Regions from separate parts of the Homo sapiens genome. Here regions 1 and 2 are each linked to region 3. The links are chromatin contacts, found by Hi-C or POLR2A ChIA-PET in ENCODE. All regions are on one chromosome and are shown on one strand. Each heading gives the region's core, a stretch centred on a gene start or an enhancer-like site at or near the end of the contact. The rest is flanking DNA. Distances are from core to core; before and after follow the strand shown.

Region 1 (4,160 bases), core at 459-2,958, 160 kb after region 3:
CAAGTTTCTGGCCCACAGGTCCAGTGATCCTCCCATCCCCCATGCCATCCCAGGCAGTCTACTCTTAAGGTTCTTTTCAGCTAAGGAAAGGAACTCTGGTTTCCAGAAGCTCCTGGCTACTCCATACCCATTTACTGCACTCACACTGAGCCAGTGTCCTGCATTTTTCTCTTCTCTGTCCAGACAGGAGACTACCCCAGGCCTGCACCTGCAGAAAACAAGCTGGATCAGAGGTAGTTAAAAGCACAGCTCTCCAGCAGTCAGAAAGAAGTGTGTCCAACCTGCAAGCTACGCAACCTAAGTCTCAGTATTCTTCACTGTACCATGAGGATAACACTGGTACCGATTTCCTGGGGCTGTAGTGAGCATTCAATGGATGTCACATGTAAAGGTGCTTAGCACCTAGTAAACCCTGAACAGATGCTGACCATTGTCATGAAAACCTCAGTTTTAATCACATAGGCCCACGGGAAACTCAGCAAGATCCACTGACCAGCTCTAAAATCAGGGAATGTGTTAGTCATTTCATCAGCTACCCATGTTATCACTAAATTCAAAAGCAAATACTCCCGTGCCCTTAATCCAACTACTTTAATGTCTCTTTTGAGGGGAGGTAGGGGTGTTGCTTTTCATCCCTGCTGCAACAGCCAATTTCAAAGCTCAACTTTTTTAGAAACTTCTGCGTCCAACTCACAGTTCTTGTTAGGAGGGCAGTAGTAGGAGAGGATAAAATATACGGAAACAGTGGTCATATTCACATGTGACACTACACCCTTGGAAAAACAGCTTCTATTTTCTTACAGAAAGTATCCTGTGTCCAGTGAGCCAAAAGATGAAAGCAATGCATACCCCGTTTATTCTGTTTAAAGAATTAGGCCAAGCGCAGTGGCTGACGCCTGTCATCCCAGTACTTTAGGAGGCCGAGGCGGGCGGATCACCTGGGGTTAGGAGTTCAAGACCAGCCTGGCCAACATAGTGAAACCCATTGTCTACTAAAAAATATAAAAAAATTAATCGCGCATGGTGATATGCGACTGTAAATCCCAGCTACTTGGGAGGCTGAAGTGGGAGGATGGCTTGAGCCCAGGAGGCAGAGGCTGCAATGAGACATATTCAGGCAACTGCACTCAAGCATGGGCGACAGAGCAAGTCCCTCCCTCAAGGACAAAAAAAAAAAAAAAAAGAATTAAGTTTCCATAAAACAGGGAAGGGCAGCGGGCTTGGGATCTTGCCCACAGTTCTTAACTCGAGACGGCACCGAGTAAGGGAGGCTTTTAAAGAGATGGAGCAAGAAAATCACCAAGAAACGAGGCAACACTATGCTACATGGGTAAGCCTTTGCCTCAGGAGCCCAGGGGCTCCGCGCATCCACAACTTCTTTTAAAAGCAGAAAATACCCAACGAGAAAAGCACCGACCACACGGCCTGAAGGCCCGCTGAATCGGGGGGACGAAAAGCAGACGGCCGTGAAACTCCTAAATAATCCCTAAAAGTTAAAAGTGGCAGAAAATAAGAATAATCCCCAAATACTCGCACCGGTCTCACGAAGGCCCCGGCTGTCTACAAGGGCGCGCAAGCCGCAGGAATGACTGCGAGGTGTCGCCGGAAATGCAGCGGCGGGCGCTCTCCGTCCCGGTGGCGGGGCGAGGAGAGGGGAGCGGCTCTGTTGTGCCTGCGCAGTGTACCGGGAGAGGGGCGGTCAGAGAATGGGGACGGTGCGGGCGGGGCTTGAGCCGCCAAGTAGCAGCATGCGCCCTGCATTCAGCGGGTGGAGAGTGGGGCGGGGCATCGCGGCGAGCTCCTGAGTCCAGGGAACGCGGCGGGGAATCTCTGTGCTTCCCCTGTCCGCAGCGCCTGCAGGGCCGACCAGTATCAGTCCCAGGTCCAATCCTGAGTGGCCAAAAGCAGGAGACCCGGAGTTGGACCTGGGACTTGCACAAGCCGGACCACGTGAGCTCGGCCACGCCAGAGGTGAGGCCACCGCTGCGGGACCAGGGAATCTGAGGCTGGATTTTGAAGGACCCCATTAATAGAGGAACAAGTTACAGGGTATAAACCAGATGCAGGCCATCAGGGAGGAGTGTCACTCAAGCCCGATCTTGTCTACACCAGGAAGGGCCTGCCTGGAAGAAAATACGGGGGCTGCAGAATAATGTGGCTCAAAGCCAAATATCCGTTTGTTTTAGGGAGTGAGGCTGCTTGAGAAGCATCTTAAAGGGGGATGGGGAGTAAGTTAAACCTGATTTTTACCCAGCTCTGTGGACCCAAAATATCCACAGCATATTATCTCCATTCCCACTTGGAGTCACTCCTATTCCGTTTCCTGCACCACCATTCTCTTAGTTGCTCTACACTAAAATTTGCTGTCATCGTTGACTTCTCCCTCTCCATCCCCTACAAGTATCAACATACACAAATCTGACCAATATAATTGTCAGTGAATAAAGCGAATTCCAGCCAAGTTTTTTTTTTTTTTATGTGGAGTCTCACTCTATTGCCCAGGCTGGAGTGCAGCGTATGATCTTGTCTCACCACTACCTCTGACTCCCATGTTCAACTGATTCTCCTGCCTCAGCTGCCTGAGTAGCTGGGATTATAGGCCTGTACCACCACCCCTGGCTGCCAGGCTAATTTTTGTTATTTTTAGTGGAGATAGTGAGAGATCACAACGTGCCAGTGTGTTCAAAATTGATGGCTTCTTGGTCTGACTTGAGAAAGCTGCAGACCCTCGCGATGAGTGTTAGTTCTTAAAAGCAGTGTCTCTAGAGTTTTTCTTCCGATGTTTAGAAGTATTCAGGGAGTTTTTCTGCTGGTGGGTTTGCTGTCTCACTGGCTCAACGAGCAAAGCTACAGACCTCTGTGGTGGATGTTAAAGCTCTTAAGGCAGTGTGTCTGGAATTGTTTGTTCTTCCCGGTGGGATCGTGGTCTCCCTAGCTTTGGACTGGCTCAAGGAGCAAAGCTACAGACTTCTATAACGAATGTTAAAGCTCTTAAGGCAGTGCGTCTGGAATATGTTTGTTCTTTCCGGTGGGATCGTGGTCTTCGTAGCTTTGGGAGCAAAACTGCAAATCTTCGCAGTGAGCGTTACCACTTGTAAAGACAACACAGGACCTAAGCACCGAGCAACAGCAATATTTGTTGCAAAAAGAAAAAGAGAAAGAACAAAGCCTCCTCCACATAGAAGAAAACCCAAGTGCGTTACAACTACTGGCTTGGGCAGCCTGCTTTTATTCTCTTATCTGGCCCCACCCACATCCTGCTGATTGGTAGAGCCGAGTGGTCTGTTTTGACAGGGTGCTGATTGGTGCGTTTACAATCCCTGAGCTAGATACAAAAGTTCTCCACGTCCCCACCAGATTAGCTATAGAGTGTCCACACAAAGGTTCTCCAAGGTCCTGCCAGAGTAGCTAGATACAGAGTGTGGATTGGTGCATTCACAAACCCTGAGCTAGACACACGGTGCTGACTGGTGTGTTTACAAACCTTGAGCTAGATACAGAGTGCCGATTGGTGTATTTACAATCCCTAAGCTAGACATAAAGGTTCTCCACGGTCCCCACCAGAGTAGCTAGATACAGTGTCCATTGGTGCATTCACAAACCCTGAGCCAGACACAGGGGGCTGATTGGTGTGTTTACAAACCTTGAGCTAGATATAGAGTGCCAATTGGTGTATTTACAATCCCTGAGCTAAACATAAAGGTTCTCCACCTCCCCACCAGACTTAACCCAGCTGGCTTCACCCAGTGGATCCCACACCAGGGCTGCAGGTGGAGCTGCCTTCCAGTCCTGCGCCCTGCGCCCACACTTCTCAGCTCTTGGGTGGTTGATGGGACTGGGCCCTGTGGAGCAGGGGGTGGTGCTCATCAGGGAGGCTCGGGCCCTACAGGAGCCCACGGAGGTGGTGGGAGGCTCAGGCATGGCGGGCTGCAGGTTCCGAGCCCTGCCCCGTCGGAAGGCAGCTAAGGCCCCGCGAGAAATCCAACGCAGCGCCGGTGGGCTGGCACTGCTGGGGGACCCAGTACACCCTCTGCAGCCGCTGGCCTGGGTGCCAAGCCCCTCATTGCCCAGGGCCGGCCGGCCGGCTGCTCCGAGTGCGGGGCCCGCCAAGCCCACGCCCACCCGGAACTCCAACTGGCGCGGAAGCGCCGCGCGCAGCC
Region 2 (4,483 bases), core at 1,526-4,025, 160 kb before region 3:
AGATCTCCTTCTGGCCTTATGGGTTGATGTGTATTTTTAGAGAATAAAGGTAAAATAATGATTATCAGGCTAAATGGTAATGTGGAAGTATAGGGATAATTCAAAGTTTAAGAATTCCTTCCCCATGTTTACCTGGTGTGCTTTGCAAGGTTTAGATGACATCAATGATACAATTTTTGCAAGCAACAGCCGCAGGGTTCTTAGAGGTCGGTTGTCACTTAAAATTGTTTTTTCCCTTCATGTTGTTAGAAAAATAGACTAAAGCTTTCCCTGAATGGATAATGGAATTTAGTTTCTCAAAATATCATCCATGGACTGCCTGGCTGCACCAGTATCATTTGTGGTGCTTGTTCAAAATTCATATTCCTTAGAAATGGAGGTTTCACCACTTCAAGACCCATAGAGAGTCCATTATACTTTATGCAGGGTCAGAGATGCCTCTGGAATGAAGTAGATACTCCCGCAATGTGAAACTGATAGCAAATATTAAACCCAAAGCAAAACCAAAAAAAAATTCATATTCTTGGTCTGTACCTGAGGTCATCTTGATGGATCTCAAGTATCCCTGTATAGTATTAAACCCTCTGGTGCTACTTATACACAATAATGTCAAAAAATCACTATCTAGATTAAGAATTCACATTATACTGCATCAGATTAGTGATACAGTGAAATTCAGGTCCAGAGTTTTTATCATTCAATATCCAAAAGACGTGGAAGCTACTTTTATAGCTTTCAAATATAACACGTATCAAATAGAAGAAAGAACACAGGTAAAACAGAAAGAATAAAATCATTCCAAGGAAAAACAATATTTGGGGACTATTCGTGTGAATTTCCTTCAAGTCTCTCAATATCATAATATAGATCATCACAGGTTCTAAAAACTCCTAACAGCAGGGACTGTGTTTTTCTTCATCACTGTAACCCTAGCTGTTACCAAAACGCCTAGCACATAGTAGGCACTGAAATCTTTGCTGAGTGAACAAAGTAAGTGAAGCTGAAATCAAATTGTATCTTTGATTTGGGCCACACTTTTTTATAAAAATATGCCAGCATTAAATAGAATATCACTTTCTGATTCTCAAATGCATCAAATTGATAACAAATCAATAACTAGTACTTTTGTACCAGATATTTTTCTAGAGTTTTACCCATATTAATTTAACCCTAACAGCTACATGTAATGTTAAGTGCTATTTTATCCCAAATTCGTAAATCAGGAAACTGGAGCATAGACAGTTTAGGTAACCAACCCAATACCACACACCCAGTATGTGGCAGAGCTGACTCCTGAGATTTTTATCAGACTAGGTTAACCTGTTTATGGTCATAAAATCATCCGCCTTTTATAAACAAATATATGCCTAATATTTACCACTTCAGCTACAGAAATTCTATATTAGGAAGAAAAACTCTCTATTAGGAAACTATATATTAGGTGATTGTATGACAGTTAAGATTTAGCCCCGGTACCTACAGTTACTCACTCTGCTACTGCACAAAACTCTGCAAGGGCTCCCACACCGCCCCAGGTGTGGGATGCTAAGTGTATGGTGCAGGTACCTCCGTGCACAGCCACACGGGCTGCTCTCAACCCCAATAAACATGTTTACCACATGAGCCTCACATGTGGTAAACATTTTTTTTTTTTTTTTTTTTTTTTGAGACAGGGTCTCATTCTGTCGCCCAGGCTGGAGTGCAGTGGCGTGATCTCGGCTCACTGCAGCCTCCACCTCCAGGGCTCAAGCCATCCTTCACCTCAGCCTCCCGAGTGGCTGGGATCACAGGCGCAGGCCACCACACCCAGCTAATTTTTGTATTTTTTATTTAAGAGGCGGGGTTTCGCCATGTTGCCCAGGCTGGTCCCGAACTCCTGACCTCAAGTGATTCGCCTGCCTCAGCCTCCCAAAGTGCTGGGATTACAGGAGGGAACCACCACGCCCGCCAACTTCCCATGCTTGAGGGAGAAATGGAAGAAAGTTCATGTAATACTCAGGCAAGTCCAATTTTTTCGACGTCTTTCACTTGGGCCACACACACAACTAAAGTAACTAGAAGCGCAGGCTCTAGGAGGCCACCGTTCTGTTCACAGTGAAGAGGGTGCGCTCACCGTTGGTCGTGTCCGCTGGAAGCCCCGCGTCAGGCCGGGAGCGGGACAGAGACTCTTGCTCAGGGCCGTTATCCGAACTGATCCGCTTCCCACCGCACCCCCAGAGAAACCCACCCAACCCCCTAAACCTAAGAAACCCAGACTGCGCAAACCTGCAGGAACAGAGCCATTTCCCCCTAATGTGTGCTTCAAACCCACCGAAGCCCAACTGTAAGCAAGACCAGCGTGCCCGCCCTGCACGATACTGCTTCTCCCCGCAGCAGCGGCTGCCGATCTGGGCAGCGGGTGGGTATTCCTGGGGCTCCGTGGACGTTGAGCCGCCGCGCGAAACCGGCGCCGGCTGGACCTGCAAATCGCCGCCCGGCCGGCAGGGGACGCCGCGGACGCGAGGGCGAGGTCGGTCGCCCAGGAGGGGGCGCGCGAGGCCGCAGGGGCGGGGGGCGCCGCCTCACTTGCCCTGCGCCCCTCCCCCGCGCGCCCTCCTGGCGCGGCGGCCGGCGAGGCCCCTGTGGGAGAGGGGGCGGGGACGAAACGGCCCCGAGGCTCGGAGCGCCGCGCGGCGGCGGCGCGAGCCCGAGGGGGCGGGGAGGCGCGGGCGGGTGTGCGCGCGCCGGGCGTGGGTGTGGGTGGGGGTAACCGGCGCGGGCGCCGAGATAGCGCCGGGCAGAGGGACCCGGCTACCCTGGACAGCGCATCGCCGCCCGCCCGGGTCGCCGCGCCACAGCCGCTGCGGATCATGGTGAGTGGGGCCGCGCGCCGCCACCGACACCGCCGCGCTTTCTTTCTCTCCTGGACCCACGCACCGGGCGGGAAAGGGCCGAGCGGGCGCCGGCGCGGGCGCTGCGGGTTCGCCGCTGGAACCCGCTACCCTCGGAGGGGCCGGGTCCGCGCGGGCCTGGGGAGCGGGAGCTGAGCGTTTGGGCCGGGGGCGCGCGGGTCGGCCCGAGGCCCGCGGGTCTCGGGAACTTTGTCTCGGTCCCCTCTCCCCGGTCCCGCCCCGGCACCTCGAGGCGCCCGCTCGCGCCCAGTCCCCTGTTGCATGCACGGGGCCGGGCGCCCGGGATGCCCGAGGAAGCCGCCCCTCCTTCGCGGCGGCCATTCCCGCGCGCAGCCCACCCTCCGACCCTCCGGACCCCCGAACCTGCTCTCGCCACCGCCCGCCGACGCCTGGAGCGGAGAACGGCGTTTCCCGCGCGCGGCACACACCCTGCCTCGGGAGTTCTGGGGTTCGGGCCCTAACGGTCAAGCTCTTGCCCCTCTCCTCCCTTCACCGCGCCTGCACCCCGGGGGTGTGTCTGTGCACTCGTGGGTGCCTCCTGGGTTTGCAGATTGGCTTGGGAAGCGGCTGGGTTTCTATCAGTGTCTGGGCTCGGAGGGGCTTCTGGTGTGTTCTTTCCGACAACTCCTCTCTCTGCCCGATTTCCCAGGCCAGTCCTCCACTCTGGATTAGTAACGCTTCTTTCTCCTCGGCAGTAAGCTGTGTGTGTGTGTGTGTGTGTTCACCCGTGTCCGATGAACTGCCTGACAGTAAGCTGTGTGTGTGTGTGTGTGTGTGTGTGTGTTCACCCGTGTCCGATGAACTGCCTGACAGTTTTAGTAGCAGAGCCTGGTTCTTTGGTTACAAAGGGAGAACATCTGTTGTGCCATCCTCAAAGGACTGGTCTTTAGGCAAAATGTGAAATCCGCGTTTGTCTTCAGTGGTCCATATTCAGTGTTTGCCTCACCCCCTTCCCGTAGGGTTTTCTCTCCACTTCAGGACTTGTTAAAATAAGCGCACTTCCTTTCTCTTCCCCACTCCATCTGATTTTGCTCTGGCTACCCTTTTAGGCACGTACCATCTGCCTGATTATGTGTGACCACTTAATCTTAAAATTCCAACCTTTCCTACCCCGCCCACCACAGTGTATATTCCCCTTGCCTGCTTCATTTGTCTTCTCTTGAGCATGTATTAGTTAGCGTACTGCATATTTTGTTTCTTTAGCTTGTTTCTTGAACGTCTCCTCTACCAGAATATAGGTTTCAGGAAGACACAGATTTTTGTCATTTCGTTCATTGCTTGCTAGATTTCTAGTACCTACAGCAGTGCCTGGCGCACAGTAGGTACTTGATAACTCTTTTGAATTAACCCAATAAAGCAAGCTGCTTTATGTTAATGCACAGGTGGGGAGTAACTGCAAAGATTATGCAGTTGACATTTGTAATGATGAGAGTCTCAAGTGAAGTTTGGGAGGAGGGAGATACTCCCGACAGGAGGGACCCGATTTTGGCAGCCTTCAATGACGAGTCTAGGCGGCTATCTCTTATGCCTTGTCTGTCGCTTCATGCTCTTTGCACCTTGGCATCAGAGTGGACAAAGCATTTTTAGGACCA
Region 3 (4,401 bases), core at 583-3,082:
TATCAAAAAAAAAAGGGTGTTAATTCATAGCATAAACTGACATCAAATAAACACTATGCTACGTATCTATAATTTCTAAGTTTTGTCAACAAATTCTGAATTAGTGGGAAATACTTCCCATCCCAAAGAAAATATTCCCGGGAGCCTTTATGTTAAGCTTCTTTACCTCTTTTCTCTATAGACACGGCCCTATCTCTCCTTCAGTTCAATTCGTATGCAGAGATGCTCTGCTTATTTTTATTTCTACCTCCTTTCAACCTTCTCTGGCCTTGGTGGTCAGTACTTTGCAAATTCCAAAGAAATGCTTCCTGTTTCTGGAATTTCTGGAGCCACTCTAGTACACAGAAAGGTATCCCCCTTCTGTGAAGATCATGTGGCAGCTTTTGTGGGTAGGAACCTGACAGGAAAATCAGAAAGTGGGATGGTTTAGGCAGAAAAGATCGTTAGATTCTCTGAGATTCAGTCTCCTCATTTAAAAAACATGATGATAGCCGGGCGCTGTGGCTCACGCCTGTAATCCCAGCACTTTGGGAGGCCGAAGCGGGCAGATCATGAGGTCAAGAGACAGAGACCATCCTGGCCAACATGGTGAAACCCCGTCTCTACTAGAAATACAAAAATTACCCTGGCGTGGTGGCGCGCGCCTGTAGTCTCAGCTACTCGGGAGGCTGAGGTAGGAGAATCGCTTGAACCCGGGAGGCAGAGGTTGCAGTGAGCCAAGATCACGCCACTGCACTCCAGCCTGGGCGACAGAATGAGACTCCGTCTCAAAAAAAAAAAAAAAAAAAAAAAAAAAAAAAAAAAAAAAAAAAAAAAAGATGGTAACACCTATATGGAAGGATTGGAGTGAGGACTGACTGACAGAATGTCTGTAATGTTCTTAGCATAGTGCCTGGGCACATAAAAATGGCTCAGTGAATGGCAGCTTTCAATGTAACAGGGATGGAGAGGGTGAGGAGGTTATGCTTAAGTGCTCTGAATTTAAGCGTAGCTTGATGTTAGAAAGGTTTCTGTCCCAAATCTGTTTCCCCATGGCTGGGAAGATGGCGCCAGATGACAGATGGATTTTATGGAGAACAAGAGTGAGTTCCTGGATCTAGGCAAGCAGTTACCCCTGGCTATCAGAATCACCTGGCGTCCTCACTAACAAACTAACAAACTACCGGCCCACCGTAGACCAATTACATCAGAATTTCTACCACCAGGAACCCAGGCAGAAGAATGTTAGAAACACGCCCCAGGTGGTTTTTGTTTGTTGTTTTTGGCGTCCCTGGGTGGGCTCAAACTTCATGTGTTTTTTTTTATTATTTATTGATAAGTAATAATTGTAGCTTTATCTTAGGGGCTGTCCTTTGTCGTTCGGTTAAATGAAGTCCCAGCACTTGGGGTTGCTTAACACTTCTGCACTTTCTACGCAGCAAGGTGGAAAGAGGGCTGGAAAACCGGCTAGGAAAATACGCAAAGCAACTAGAAAAGAACTATCTCATTGCTTTCCGAACACGAATTCTCCGGTTCCCCTTTCCCTGAGCGCTATTTAGCTAGGGATCCGAGGTTTCTATTCTGCCTGGTCTCCCCGCAGGCTGCCAATACACTCCGAGCAAACCCAAGGAGGTGGCGGGGGACTATGCCCAGCACCCGGTCTCTGAGCGAACACCTCAAGGCGGCAGAACCTGAGCCCCAGGGACCCCGCGCCCTCGCGCGCCCTAGCACTGTGGACAGAAGGTCCGGGCCCTTCGGGGGTCACTCACCGCTTGCATAACGAGGCTTCTTCGTTCCTGAAGCGACGCGCCGCTCAGCTTTGTTGCGCTCGGTCGGCCCTCTCCTGCTTCCCCGCCCAAGAGCCCCGCCCGCTGGGGGCGCTGCCGAAAGAGCCCTGGTGGCGGACCGCTCTTCGAGTCGAGTCTTCTTCCGCAACTGTAATTGACGAATCCGCCCCCTGAAGTTTACTAGAGCTCTGTGTTTTGAGACTCAAGAAGCGCGTGCAAGTAACTAGCGCACACAGGCCAAACCACCTGGGCGCACGCACTCACCCTTTAAGAGAAAGCCAGCACTCAAAGGATGTGAACTACGTCATTTAAACGTTCCTTATTTGCGAAATTCCAAACAGATAGGCGTTCGCTTTGTGGTAGCTGTTCCAAGTTTTTGCCCCGCCTTAAAAAGCCAGAGGGGCGGCCAGGCGCGGTGGCTCACGCCTGTAATCCCAGCACTTTGGGTGGCCGAGGCTGGTGGATCACTTGAGGTCAGGAGTTCAAGACCAGTCTGGTCAACATGGTGAAACCTTGTCTCTACTAAAAATACAAAAAATTAGCCGGGCGCGGTGCACGTGCCTGTAATCCTAGCTGTTGGGGAGGCTGAGGCAGGAGAATCACTTGAACCCGGGAGGCGGAGGTTGCAGTGAGCGGAGATCTCGCCACTGCACTCCAGCCTGGGGGACAGAGTGAGACTCCGTCTCAAAAAAAAAACAGCCAGAGGAGCAGTTTTTGGTCCATTGATGTGTGCAGACAGAAGCCGAACCCTTTCCTATGGTAACCAGACTTGTACCCGATATTATTAATACATTCCTGATTTCACACACACACAAAGTGTGTTTGGTGGTTGTTTTTTAAGTACCGTGGTGGGGAGGAAGGGGAATTTTTTTTTTTAATCAAAGCAAATAGTTTTGTTTTTGTTTTTGTTTTTTTGTTTCTTTGTTTGCCTATTTCCTTTAACCTGACAAGTATGCGTACCAATGGCTAGGCTGATTCGGATAGGTGGCCAGTTGTGTGAACACGGTGGCAAAATTAAATTGGACTAGAGTTTTCCACAAAAAACAAAAAAAAGACCCCTCCAATCCAAACATCCTTTGTGTAAAAATCAACTTGTATTATAACTAGACCTGTGAGTATTTCAAGTCATAATATGTACGGAAGATATTTGTCTACACCAAAGCAAAACATAACAAAACCAGAACCCCTGTTAGCCCAGGACTTGCACACATTTCTAGTCCGTTCAAAACAATGTTTATGTCAAAGCCTGTCATATCAATTTCCTGGAAAGTATAATGTAAACATTCTTACATTAATTTACCTATTTTAATCTAAACCAAGGAAATTCAAACGCAAGTTTTTTTCCTTTTCAATGAATGGACTTTTGTAATATTAAACTAGTAATCAAGACAGGAACAGCTGTGAGTATAAGCTATTGTGAGTCAATACAAATATAATACCAGGGCAAGAAAGAAACAATGAATAATAAGAAGCAATAAACAAAATACTACAGTTTAAATGAATTTTAAGAGAATATTTAAAAATTAGAGTTTTCATAATATTAGATAGAAAACTTAATCATCTATTATTTTCAGGCTTTGGGGGAAAACATGTCCTTCCAAAGTCTATGGTGCAATGCATTCAAATCTTTAAGAGAAATTAAAAATAACAGAATAGGCAAAATACCTTTTATCTGGTTTTTTTTTTACTTTGATTAGCTTCTTTTACTAACATGTTTTGTCTTAATATAATTTATGGCAACTTGAAATGCATACTCTAATTCTTCTCAAACTAAATATAGTAGAGGCTCTATGACATTTCTTTGGATACCAGAATCCCTTTAGAAATTAATTGATTTGCCTTTTACATAAAAAAGTTTTATTTATTTATGTTTTTGACGGGTCAGGTCTCTCTAGGAACATTCCAAAAGCACAGAGACAAGAACTATTCTAGCACTGCAATAAGACCAAAAATTAATTTCTATGCATTTTCAGAGGTAACTTTAAATCACCATTTTAAAGTTATTTTTAGAACATTTGAAAGGATAAGTTATCTTAGACTACAACATTTAATGAAATACTATAATTAAAATGGATAATCAATAAATTTTCATTCAATTTTGGAAGACAAAACAACACGAAAAGCAACTGAATCAACAGGAGTTTCGGGGACCTTTGGCAGACAGTTAATAAGATGAAAAATCTGTGAATGAAACTCGTGGGTGAAGAGTAGACAGATCTCTTCGTTCCCAGCTAGACCTCAGTGGCGACCATTTGAGAGTGATTTTAATCAGAAACCTTGACTGACAGGACCTTTTAGGAGGGGAGAACTTCGGGAGAAAGGAGGCTGGGAATGAACAAATCACTTTCTTCTGCTAGGACCCTTCGGCTTTGACTGGGAGGAGGACCCCAGCTAGAAGATAAAGGAGGAAAAAATCGCGAGGAACTGCTCGAAGTTGGCCTTTCTTCCCAACAGAGTTCGCTGGTCCGCTGCCACTGGCAGGCTTCTCTGACCGACTGGGATACTTTTTCTTTCTTCTTTCCTTTTCTTTTTTTTTTCTTTTTCTTTTCTTTCTCCTTCCTTGCTTCCTTCCTCTCTCTCTCTCTCTTTCTTTCTGTCTTTCTTTCCTTCCTTTTTTTTTTTTTTTTTTTTGAGA

The links. A loop is a pair of places that touch in the nucleus more often than their neighbours do. ChIA-PET counts read pairs that join two places held with the same protein, here RNA polymerase II (POLR2A). Pooled maps may share reads with other maps.
Region 1: a loop to region 3 is called in a map of K562, with 6 times the contacts of the local background. The contact joins the promoter of TMEM14C here to the promoter of SYCP2L in region 3. A Hi-C loop is called at or near these places in 1 of 168 maps with a recorded cell type or tissue (K562), 4 of 37 single-sample maps with no recorded cell type and 3 of 50 pooled maps. POLR2A ChIA-PET finds 5 or more read pairs at or near these places in 3 of 52 experiments (H1, K562 and WTC11).
Region 2: a pooled map shows a loop between it and region 3 (8-fold over the local background). The contact joins the promoter of ELOVL2 here to the promoter of SYCP2L in region 3. A Hi-C loop is called at or near these places in 2 of 37 single-sample maps with no recorded cell type and 8 of 50 pooled maps. POLR2A ChIA-PET finds 5 or more read pairs at or near these places in 2 of 52 experiments (HEK293T and OCI-LY7).

Annotation. Positions count from the first base shown.
Region 1 is chr6:10,720,618-10,724,777 of GRCh38, reverse strand. It overlaps TMEM14C (transmembrane protein 14C), which reads right to left and starts at 1,708. Exons shown (of 6, transcript NM_016462.4): 1 at 1,537-1,708; 2 at 145-208. The coding sequence starts at 164. RefSeq lists an enhancer at 812-1,708 and silencers at 1,648-1,777, 4,022-4,160.
Region 2 is chr6:11,042,597-11,047,079 of GRCh38, reverse strand. It overlaps ELOVL2 (ELOVL fatty acid elongase 2), which reads left to right and starts at 2,775. Exons shown (of 8, transcript NM_017770.4): 1 at 2,775-2,852. The coding sequence starts at 2,850. It overlaps ELOVL2-AS1 (ELOVL2 antisense RNA 1), which reads right to left and starts at 3,322. Exons shown (of 5, transcript NR_038964.1): 1 at 3,255-3,322. RefSeq lists enhancers at 1,244-1,744, 1,745-2,245 and a silencer at 2,680-2,879.
Region 3 is chr6:10,884,483-10,888,883 of GRCh38, reverse strand. It overlaps SYCP2L (synaptonemal complex protein 2 like), which reads right to left and starts at 1,832. Exons shown (of 30, transcript NM_001040274.3): 1 at 1,749-1,832. The coding sequence starts at 1,757. RefSeq lists an enhancer at 1,897-2,665.